Regions from separate parts of the Homo sapiens genome. Here all the other regions are linked to region 3. A link is an interaction called in ENCODE POLR2A ChIA-PET data of the cell type or tissue named here. Cell type or tissue: PC-9. All regions are shown on one strand.

Region 1 (4,000 bases), 320 kb after region 3:
CTGCAGTGAGCCATGATCATGCCACTGTACTCCAGCCTGGGTGACAGAGTGAGACCCTGTCTCAAAAAAAAAACAAAAACAAAAAACCTGAGGTTAGTTTTTCATAGAAAGCAAGTAATAGAAGATCCTCTTTGAGAAGGGAAAACATAAAATAGATTCAAAAAATGATTTATGTTTTAAAAGAATCATTCAATTAAATCTTTTAGATCTGAAAGTCCTTAGTTTGCTCATGTACCATTTTATAATCCTTTTTCTGTACTGATAAAAAAAAAAATTGAATGCTACAGAAATACTGTGATGTACCCATGGAGCTGAACAAAGGTCTTGTTAAGATTAAACTACAATCTGCTCTAACTTTTATCACAAATTACTCATTGTCTGTGTTGTACTTCCTCTTAAGCATAGATAGTAAGGGCTCTCTTATTGTTAAATTGTTTCGCTCTGAAACTTGTCTTTATCCTTCTGAAATATAAATTTCTAATTATGTATGTTTGTGAAATAGGTTTTAGTTATTTCAATTAATTGCGTAGAGTTGTAAATTATGGCAAGTGTAGGAGTTAGTGATAATCTTAAATTGTATCTATTGTTAATCATTGCATATGAAGTTGAAATTACAGTGACCTCTCTGCATTTCTTCTCCTTTTCTTAAAATTGTAAACTGAGTCTTTTTTCACACATCATAAAAACCTTGTGCAACTGCTAGTGTTTGAAATAAATTGCAGTTACAGTGCTGTCTCCCTGTTTCAGGCACTGTGATAAGCTAGAATCAAATGAAAGTTCTTCTGACATTTTCAGAACCTAAAATCCAATGTTGGTTTAACTTCAATAGTCTGCAGATAATGGATTACTGGTATTGCACTCCTATTTGAGAAACAAGCTATTATTTTTACCAGTGGGATAGTGATATTTGTTAGTAGTACAAGTAATTCCATCATTAAATAGAGAAGGGAGGAAAATTCCTACAAGTGGCCATTTTTTAAGGTTCATACAATAAACATATTAAGATTCTAGAGTGGAAATTAAAACATCCACAATTGTACTAGAGTGTTTTTTTGTGCAAGTCACTTAACCTTTCTCTACATCAGTTTCCAGATATTTGAAATGGTAATAATTATACCCACTTCCGAGGGTTGTCGTAAGATATAAAAGTCTTAATGTAGATAAAATGCGTATAACAGTGCCTGTACATATAAGTGCTATACAAGTGTTTGCTATCGTTATCCTTCTTTTTCTCATTTTCACATGGTTCTTCATTGACTCACGTTTAGAATATTACCGTACATTTTTAACTCACCTCCCTGATTGCAGTTTCGTCTTCCTAATGTTGTTCTTCCCATTTCTACTAGGGTAATCCTTAAAAAAAATCCAAATTGTTGTGTCACTTCCTCGCTTAAAGGTTGATTTAGTTTTACCATTGTTTTCCAGATAAAATTTAAATTCCTTAGTATAAACCACCACAAATTTTATGATGTCATCCTTAAGTCATCAGCCCATTTCTGTCATGTCTTATTAATGCTTCTTCCTTTCCCTGCTGTCTTTACCTGACTATTATAGATACTCAGGAAAAGACTATTCATTTACCTTCTGAGACTCATTTCAAGCATGATCTCCACCAGAAAGCCTTTCCTAACTCTTGCCATTCTACGCAGTTTGAATTTGATATACTCTACCTTCGTGTTCACAATCACAGTGCTTATCGCTATTAGGGAGCTCAATTTATTGTCCATAGCCATCTCTTTTATTGTTGATTTCCCTTTCTATCATAAGCTTTTGTAGACAAGAATTGTGTTATGACTTCCTATCTTCAGCAGTTAACAAATGATTGGCAAATAGCAGCTATTTACTCATACTTGCTGCATAATCACTTAATTGAGATTTGAGAGAGAGTGAGTTAACAAATGAACACCCTGGTTACAGCCGGTTCTGCTTTTGTGACATCTTTCATGAAATGCATGGGATGGTGAAAAGAGGTTACATTTAGGGTTAGACCTGGATTCAACTTCTCTATCATTTAGTTTAAAAAAAAAAAAAAAAAACTAAAAAACTTTAAGATTAAACTTACTGTAAGCCTTAATGTCTCCATGATTATAAATTTAATTCCCAATACCTAATTATCTTACATTGAATCTCAAATGGTTTAATATGTATAAATCATTATAGAAATATTAGATCTATTAAAGACAGTATTGGTGCTGATATGGACTCTAGAGCCAAGTTACCTGGGGGTTTACATCCTGGATCTGCCATTTGCCAGCTCTGTGATTTTTGAACATGCTATTCTCTTTGTGTCTACATTTTCTCTTCTGTAAAATGGAAATTATAATATTAAGTTGGTGCAAAAGTAATTGCAGTTTTGGACCATGAATTTTAAGTTATTATATTAATAACTAGGCTCAAAGACATCTTTATTAATCAAAATAGGAACCATTACAATCAACACATTTTGCCAATAAGAAATACGTTGGTTTATTCCTGTAACATAATCTGTCCTTTGGGATTCGACAAACTCTTGAAAAGCATTTTCTGCATCCTGTTGATTGTGGAAGTGTTTTCCCTGCAAAATGTTGTTGAGATGCTTAAAGAAATGGTAGTCAGCTGGGGAGAGGTCAGGTGAATATGGTGAATGAGGCAAAACTTCGTAGCCCAATTCATTCAACTTTTGAAGTATTGGTTGTTCAACTTGTGGTGGGGCACTGTCGTAGAGAAGAATTGGGCCCTTTCTGTTGACGAATGCTGGCTGCAGGTATTGCAGTTTTTGATGCATCTCAGCTATTTGCTGAGCATACTTCTCAGATGTAATAGTTAAGCCAGGGTTCAGAACGCTGTAGTGGATCAGACCAGCCGCCGAGCACCAAACAGCAACCATGACCTTTTTTTGGTGGAAGTTGGCTTTGGGAGGTGTTTTGAAGCTTCTTCTTGATCCAGCCACTGAGCTCATCATCGCTGGTTGTCATATAAAATCCACTTTTGATTGTATATCACAATCCGACTGACAAATAGTTCATCGTTGTTACGTAGAATAAGAGAAGACAACACTTCAAAACAACGATTTTTGGTTAGCTCATGAGGCATCCTCTTATCAAGCTTTTATCACCTCTCCAATTTGATTCAAATGCTGAATGACTATAGAATGGCCGATGTTGAGTTCTTCTGCAGCTTCTCCTGTAGTTGTAAGAGGATCAGCTTGGATGATTGCTCTCAGCTGGTTGTTGTCAACTTCCGATAACTGGCCACTATGTCCTCATCTTCAAGGATCTCCTTTGCAAAACTTCTTGAACCACCACTGCACTGTATGTTCGTTAGTAGTTCCTAGGCCAAATGTGTTGTTGATGTTGCCAGTTGTCTCCACTGATTTACGACCCATTGTGAACTCAAATAAGAAAATCACTCGAATTTGCTTTTTGCCTAACATCATTTCCATGGTCTAAAATAACCATAAACAGCAAGCAATAAGTCATCAGCAAAAAAAAAATTGAGAAATGCTCATTAAAATGATGTATAACATAACTACATTTATTTAAGAATGTATTTCAATATCAAACAGCAAATTCTAACAATGTAAAAACTGCAGTTACTTTTGCACTTACCTAATAGTACACTTCTGAGGATTATTTTGAGGACTATATGAGGTGGTGTGTATCAAGCACTCACCATAGTTACTAACACATAGTAAGCACCCAATAAATATTAGCTTAAAAAAATTTCCTGCGACTCTTTTTACCTTTGTGCAAATCTAAGACAACTTTCAAGGCATAGCTTAATAGCTACCTCTTTTTTAAAGACTTCCTTGATTGAATTGTTTTTTCCCTCTAAACTCCAATAACATGATATATAATTTATTCATAAAGCACCACAAGGAACTTCAGCTTTGTATCTCCTTTATTGGTTTTTAAATTTCTTTAAATACTATATTTATTTTATTCATCTCATGTATCACTATCATTATCATTTCTATTATGTCACCTATTATGTTTTAATTCTCTACATATTTAACACTATG
Region 2 (4,000 bases), 560 kb before region 3:
TAAAGGAGGACAAATAACAGAATCACATAACTAACTGCCTAACGTTGTGAGCTCCTGCTGTAGCCACTGCCACCTTACCCCAGTCTCCACCCATCTAGCAATTTGCCTTTTTACTTTTGGATTCTGGGAACATACGCTGGGTCTGAGTTTTAGACTCTATTTGAGAAGCTGTGGGATCACAGACATGTTATTTAACTTTCACTGCCTGATGAATGATGCAAGAAAGTGGGACAGATGTCATCAAGGGCCCTTCTGGGAGTGAAGCATGAATCCCTTATAATAGCACGTTGACCATAGCAGCTCCAATGGAGTCCAGAGAACGTGTAGGCAGCTCTCTCAAGCTGCAAAATCCTGCTTGTGTCTGGAGTTTTCACAGATAGCCAGGGAGACTTTGAAGCTGCTTTGTCTCAGGCATGTGGTGCTTGGTCACAATGCATTGCTTAGCAGTCTACATCCCCTGTACACTGACGCTTTCTTCTCACTTCTCAATTGACATTCTTCTCACTCATGGCTACAACAGTTGGGCTGGAAATCCTGCCCTTCCTTCACAGTATTACCCATGAAAGAGGATAAAACAAGAGCCTTAGCCCCTGTGTTTGCCTCCCGGGAGACGGGGAGACTAGAGTGTTAACAGTTCTCCTTCTACCTACGAACTCCTGGGAGGGGAAAGCCTAGGTACTTTTACCAAGAAGCTAAGAAACTGGAACTGGAAATTTGAAGCTGTTAAAAAAATAATAATTTCAGAGATCCAGGCTACCACTGAAGTTGGAAGACTAGAGTGAACAGTTTTCTCTTGAGAATATAATTTATGGCATTTTGGGATTATGAAAGTCATGATCCAGGAAATAGGAAATGGAGGCAAAGGAAGTAAAATTGATTGATGTAATAAAGCAATAGGCCTTTTCTCTTCTTCATAGTGGTCCCAAGGAGTATTATAGGGTCACTGAATGTGGAGAATTAGGAAAAGGGAGAAGAGACACAAGAGGAGAGAAAAGAGGCCACAGCAACTGTTAGGGACTAGGGCCCATGAAGAGAAACAGGAGCAAACAATATTGAGATGAGAACGGCCAGGCAAGGTTACAAGAGTGAGGTCTGATACTCATTTGTAAATTGTTTCCTCTCCTCTGCTGTGATCTCCCTCTTGAAACTGCTGCCCTCATCAACACTGTGAAGAGGTGAGATGGAGTTGAGGAGGAGCTGTGTCCACATTGAAGAACTCCAGACTCAGGAAGGGTGACAAGCACAGACAATCATGACAATGCTCAGGGGTGGAGCTTGGAGAGGAGATGGTGTACACAATGCAGAGAATGCAGGCATCCCCCTAACAGAGGTATTCTCAGAAGGATTTGGGTGCTGGTGTTGTTTTGGCAGGAAGGGGATAACGAGAGAACCAGTCAGGATGGGGGATTTTGTCATTGTATTTGGATATTAGAGAAATGTGTGGCCTCAAAGGCGGAAATCTGGAGACGCTTGAGCTAAAATGTAACGCTATAAGCTGGCTCAGATAAGTGTCCACCAAAAAGTAAGGCCAGGCCCTGTCTTGGATCTCAAAGAGGGTGATTGAGTTTCCCAGGGTTTTCTTCCCTCAGGGGAGGTCCAAGTGTTTTAAGAGGGGAAAACCGATGATCTGTACACAGAAACACTCCATTTGTGGGTTGTGGAAGGTGGGTAGACAGCCAGAGGTTCAGGGCATCCTTCCAGGAGTTTACCTTAGGTCTGCAAGGCGAGGCTTATCAAAGAGACTGCCGGCATTTTAAGAGGAATTCCCATCAGAGTGGTGACAAGCACCAGCGGAATGAGGAAGAAAGGAAAAAATCACACTCAGAAACAATAAACAGCAAAAGAAGGAGTTCCAAGGAGAGACAACTGAGTAGTGTTCTCCCTTGGGAAAGGTGAAATATCTGGAAAAATCACTCCTTCATTTAAGACCCTGGGGTCTGTGTTATTCTGGGGAGAGCTACGGAAAAAGTAGACAACTCACTGCTAAGGATGACATCGCTGCATGAGGCTGGAAATGCAGAGGGCAGAGTGAGCCAAATGCATAGAGCTCTTGACCTTGCTTGCATATTCTTTACCTCCCAGCCTTCCTGGGCCATCCTTTCCCTCCTTCCAAATTGCCTATCTTTCTTCCTTTGCTAACTCCGTCTGGAAGCCTCTTCTCCTCATCAGCCCTGTGCAGTGCTGATGGTTAACTTATGCACAAGATGAAATGCTGCTCTTCCTTTAGTGCGCTATGATGGTTATTTTTCACATGTGTTTTCTCTGTGGCTATAATTGCATTGAAATCTGTCTCAGGAGAGGCTTAATGGCTAAGAGCATTGGACATGGGTTAAAATCCTGGCTTGCCTCTTTTTAGTAAATGACAGGGGCAGGTTCACTTAATCTGAAAATGGAGAAAACAGTAATACCCACCTCACTGAACTGTTGTGAAGATTAAATGAAACAGCACATGTAAGGCACTTAGTGGCTGGCATATACTAAAAGCTTAATAACAAAGATCATTCAGTAGAACTCAATAAAAACTCTCACACACTGCTGTTGGGAGTGTACATGACAATGACTGCTTTTGAAAACAATTTAGTGGTATATATTAAAGCTGAACGTATGCATAGATTATGGCCAAACAATTCCACTTCCATATACTCTTAGGCCTTTACTTTCCCAAATGCATACGTATTAGTTATCTAATAATAAATCACTCCAAAACGTAATAGCCAAAACAACATTTATTATAGCAGGTTCTGTGGGTCAGGAGTTCAGGTGTGGCTGAGCTGGGTCTTCTGTCTCAGGGTATTTCACAAGGCTGCAGTCAGCCAGGGCTGTGGTCACCTCAAGGCCTGTTTGGGGGAAAATCCACTTCCAAGCTTACCAATGAAGTTGTTGTCAGGATTCAGCTCTTCATGTGTTGTTGGAATGATGACCTCAGGTCCGTACAGAAGTCTGTCCTCAATTCCTCGCCACTGAGACTCTCCATAGGGCAGCTCAAAACAAGGCAGCGGCTTCATCAGAGAAAGCAAGCAAGAAGAGTGAGAGTGAGAATGAGCAAGAGAGAGAGAGATCCCCAGCAAGTCCAAGGTCATGGCCTTTAATAACCTAATCTTAGAGAGCAACGCTCCATCATGTTTGCCATATTCTGTTTGTTATGAATCACTACATCCACTTCACACACAAGGGTGGGGATTACACAGGACAAGAATAGCCAGAGGCAGGAACCATTAAGAACTGTTTTAGAAGCTCTCTACCACATGGAGTTTCACTAATAGATACTCACAAGAATATTCATAGTTGCACCGTTTGCAACAGTTAAAGCAGGGAAACAACCCAATGTCCATTAGCAACAGAATGGACAAACATATTACAAATCATTGTAATATATTCATACAATTAAATTCTAAACAACAGTGAGAATGAACAAATTATACCTACATGCAGCAGTATGAATAAGACTTTCAGACATAATGATGAGCAAAAGGAATCAAACAAAAAAGAATGTATATTATACATGCTTGTTTCATTTCAAGGGTTTTATTCTTATTTAGAAATAAGTATAGCATAGATAACGAGCTTGGGAAAACTACTAATGTTCCCAATCTAACAAAGTAAAATCTTACAAAGCAGTTGGCTTATCTAACATCCTGACTCCCTCCATTTTGTGTTATAGCTGGAAGTTACTGGAAACCTTACCGAACTTCTTTTTCCCCTTGGATCTTATTTCTGAGAGACAGAGACACTCTTCAAAACTTACCCTCTTCCTGGGTAAAGAAGCAGTCCTTTCCATTAAGACTTCCATTTCAGAACTTTGGTGATACTTTATAATCTTTTTCTATCCTATTATAAAATAGCAATAGTAGACTTTACCAACAATATGGATTTAGTAACTCACATTGATCTAGACCACAGTGTACCTTTAAAGAACAGAAAATCTAAGTAAAAAATATTAGATATACTGAAAATTTAGTTGTGAGGCCTTTTGGGGTACAGAAAGCAATACCCCAAAATA
Region 3 (4,000 bases):
GTTATTTAATCTGTGAGGTTCTTTCTTCTTTATTGTATGCTTGATACAATACATAAAGTCCGTATCTGTCTTTTCTTCCCACTCTGTGCCTCATTTTTCGTATATAGTAGTGAAAAGGAAACACAAAACTTCTATTTCATGGGGTTTACATGTCAACGGGAGCTTCCATGTTTGAGATCGGTGTTAAACTTGATTCAAACACAATTTCATAGTTTGTGGAAGCCCTAAGTTTCCTGAAGAGTTCTAAAAATTCTTGGGAGGATCACATACTCATGATCTCATCTGCTTTCTAGACTCATCTTCCTACATGTGTTGCCTTTTTATTTACCATATTGTTATGGAAGCTCAATTCAGCCATTTCATACATTTCCACCAAAACAACTCACCAAACCGAGCACTTGTGGGTAATGGAGACTTTCCTGAAGACCTTGGTAAGAGTGATAATGCTCATTGCAGAGCAGGAAACTCTGTAACCATAGTGGTCACTTTGGCTTTCAAAATCTTTTTATTAGCTACACAGTCATCTTGGGTTCCTGTTAGGATTTTTTCCCTCACCCAGTGGTCAGCATCCCACCTCACTGTTTGGATGTTTTCCCATCCAGTGGCCAGACTCCCATCTCTCACTGTTTGGATATTTCATGAGAATTTACATTCATTTCCTTTTATAATTTAGAGCAGTTCAGCTTTTTTAAGTTCCCACTCCAAAATCTTAAGTTGCTCAGCAAATAAAAGGACTCTCTCCTTCCAATTCTCAAATAGTATAGTTTTAAGGGGAGGTTATGATTATTAAGTGCAAACAAAAAAAATCTGCATATGTTTGTGTACCCTAGGATCTTGGGTCAAACCAGTGCTGAGGTGATGAATGACTACAGCAAAAACTTCCTGAGGGCAGGAACTGTGTCCCCAGGGCCTAGTTCGGTACTTGGCAAATTGTGTTAGATTGGTGCAAAAGTAATTACAGTTCTTGCCAAAAAACCGCAATTACGTTTGCACCAACCTAATAGCATGTAGTAAATATTTTTAGAAGAGAATTACTGAATTGAGAAAGTGTTTGACGAATGTTCGGATGAATGACCAGCAATTTAGTAGTTTATAGTAATGCCATGAAGTAGAAAATGACAAAGACCGTTTTCATATCTGTATTTTCACAGAATTTGGTTGCGGTTGTTATAAAATAAACTAAAAAGTATCATTTTACATTTTAGCTATTTTACAAATATGGTTGTGCTCGGGTAATGATTGCAATAAAAAATTGCTGGTTAAATTATTCTAAAATTAATAATAGAAAAAACGATGTTGGGAAATGCAGCAGCACAGAAAGGAGCAGAGGGCGACTGAGAAAGTAAATTAACATTGTATTGAATTCCTAGTCTTTATAAGCTTCTCTAAAAAGCGATTTTTAAATAGTAATCTTTTACAATCCGCACTACACCCCTGGTTGTGAGATAGTATTTCCCCTTCTTAACAGATGTGTACCTTGACGCTGACAGACTGGTTTGCTACCAGGTGCACGTGGAGAGCGAGCACTGGAACCCAGCTCTCCTAAATCTAGATCACGCTGCTGTACTTGAAGGCTAGATGTCTCTCTTCTGATTATGCGTGATAAGAAATCAGTAAGAAGAATAAAAGACATGTTTGAGAGCCAACATAAACTTGTCCGAACCCCTTACAATCGATGACCGCAGGGAGCCGCTGAAGAGCTCCGAGGCGGTCGATAGCCTCCGCGAGCTTTGCGTGCGCGTGCCCCGAGAGGGCAACGCCCACCGCGCGCCGCCAGCGACGCCGCCGTAGTGCTCCGTCGCCATAGCGACTACCCCTGGCAACCGCGAAGCTCTGCGGTCCCGCGGTCGGGCTACGGGTTTGAGCAAAGCTCCTCTCTTCCCTTCACTTCCCTCCGGACTGGTTTCTTCTTCCTTCCCCCTTCCCCCAACTTCCCTCCACCCCTTCCAATCATGGCGAACGGGACTGCGGACGTTCGGAAGCTCTTCATCTTCACTACTACCCAGAATTACTTCGGGTTGATGTCTGAACTCTGGGATCAGCCACTGTTGTGCAACTGTCTTGAAATCAACAACTTCTTGGATGACGGCAACCAGATGCTCCTCAGGGTGCAGCGATCCGACGCAGGAATCTCCTTTTCCAACACGGTACGGTTCCTTGCACTCCTGCCTGACCCCTGACCACTCTTCAAGTCCCCAGGCCCAGCCAGAGGGACGTCGGGTCACACTCTTTAGCTTTACCAACCAGATCCTTTTCAGGAACCCAAGGCTGTCTCCACTTCTCCTGCATTATTGGCTTAGATGCGTTGGCCTCGTGCTTAAGCAGGTAGTTTCCAAGCTTTGCATCCTACCTGACCGAAGCATGTTTCCCTTCCATACATCTGAATAGAAGCAATTAGATTGTGTTTTATTTTAAATTTTTATACGGAGTTTCGTTCTGTCGCTTAGGCTGGATGGAGTGTAGTGGCGCGATCTCTGCTCACTGCGTCCTCCACCTCCTGAGTTCAAGCGATTCTCGTGCCTCAGCCTCCCGAGTAGCAGGCGCGCGCCGCCACGCCTGGCTAATTTTTGTATTTTCAGTAGAGACGGGGGTTTCACCACGTTGGCCATGTGGGTCTCCATCTCCTGACCTCAAGTGATCCGGCCTCCCAAAGTGCTGGGATTGCAAGCATGAGCCACCGCGCCCGGCCTATATTCTACTTTTTAAGAAAGACTGCAGATACGTTATAACTAAAAAGAAAACATTTACTTAGTTATTTTTATTTTTTTCTCTCCCCTTTTTGAGTTTTTTTTTTGGGGGGAAGGCAAATTCTAGTCTATCTTTTTTGGATCAGGCTCTGATTTTAACATTGCCCAAGGGAAAGATTAGTTAGGAATTTAAATTTTTGTGAAATGATATATTTCAAAATAAAGTTTGAATTCTTTTTTGGTGTACATCATGTGATATACTGATTTATTAATTGCACTGCTCCCTCCACTGGCAGGATTGCTTAAAAAATGGGTTGCATTTGCAATCAGGGCTTATATATATAAGCCTAAAAGAAAAACACAGAAGAAAATTGCCTGACACATTAAAGGGGACTCAGTAAATAGATTTAAGTTAATAAAACAAAGACATATTTTAAACCTCTTCCTTTGGTGTTCACCCTTATCCCTAGGTCTAGCAGAGTTTTTGACACTCAGCAAAAACATTCAGTGCCTTTTTTTTTTTTTTTAGACGCAGTTCGCAGTTTCGCTCGTATTACCCAGGCTGGAGTGCAATGGCACAATCTTGGCTCACTGCAACCTCTGCCTCCCGGGTTCAAGCGATTCTCCTGCCACAGCCTCCCAAGTAGCTGGGATTACAGGGCATGTGCCACCACACCCAGCTAATTTTTTGCAATTAGTAGAAATGGGGTTTCACCATGTTGGTCAGGCTGGTCTCGAACTCCTGACCTCAGGTGATCCACCCGCCTTGGCCTCCCAAAGTGCTGGGATTACAGGTGTGTGCCACCGTGCCTGGCTTCAGTGCATTTTTATAGGATGATTGAATCATTCACCCTATTCACTATCTTTATTCTTAGGTTTAATTCGATTGTATTTAATAAACATTTACTTTGAACTCAGTACATGCAAGGCACTTTGCCAGGCATGATGGGTTTACAAAGATATAAAAAGGATGGATAATCATAGCTAACATTTATTTTCACTTTAGACTCTGTCAAGCACTGTTCTAAGTACTTTATATGTATTCGTTCATTTAATAGCCATAACGACATTGTAAGATAGGAACTATTCTTTTTCTTATTTTATGGCTGAGGAAAGTAAGGGACAAAATTTACAACCTAAATGTTAACTTTTCTTTTTCTCCAATAGGTAGCGTAGTTCAGGATAGAGCCCCCTGCTTTCTGCCTTTCCTAGACTCACTCCAGTGGCTTAGGATGACATATACTCAGCAAATGATAAAATCAGGACACACTGTTGTAAATGCCACTGAAAGTTCGGATAGAATGCAGTAGGAA

The links. ChIA-PET counts read pairs that join two places held together with the same protein. Peaks named below come from ENCODE experiments on the same cell type or tissue, not always from the same donor. Only the 100,000 strongest peaks of a DNase experiment are listed, where the experiment ranks them.
Region 1: POLR2A ChIA-PET joins it to region 3 with 5 read pairs; 3 of 35 experiments call an interaction of 5 or more read pairs at or near these places.
Region 2: POLR2A ChIA-PET joins it to region 3 with 8 read pairs; 1 of 35 experiments calls an interaction of 5 or more read pairs at or near these places.

Annotation. Positions count from the first base shown.
Region 1 is chr11:103,429,198-103,433,197 of GRCh38, forward strand. All of the region lies in intron 84 of DYNC2H1 (dynein cytoplasmic 2 heavy chain 1), which reads left to right. Among named protein-coding and RNA genes, the nearest start is that of DYNC2H1, 320 kb to the left of the region's middle. In PC-9, no CTCF peak of the experiment used is centred here; no DNase peak of the experiment used is centred here.
Region 2 is chr11:102,550,967-102,554,966 of GRCh38, forward strand. No RefSeq gene overlaps it. Among named protein-coding and RNA genes, the nearest start is that of MMP7, 22 kb to the left of the region's middle. RefSeq lists an enhancer at 370-419. In PC-9, no CTCF peak of the experiment used is centred here; DNase peaks (open chromatin) are centred at 1,685 and 3,125; H3K4me3 peaks cover 1,772 bases; H3K27ac peaks cover 4,000 bases.
Region 3 is chr11:103,107,623-103,111,622 of GRCh38, forward strand. It overlaps DYNC2H1 (dynein cytoplasmic 2 heavy chain 1), which reads left to right and starts at 1,804. Exons shown (of 89, transcript NM_001377.3): 1 at 1,804-2,147. The coding sequence starts at 1,953. RefSeq lists enhancers at 1,397-1,516, 1,587-1,636. In PC-9, CTCF peaks have their summits at 1,592, 1,791 and 2,947 (motif pointing left); a DNase peak (open chromatin) is centred at 1,759; H3K4me3 peaks cover 1,833 bases; H3K27ac peaks cover 373 bases.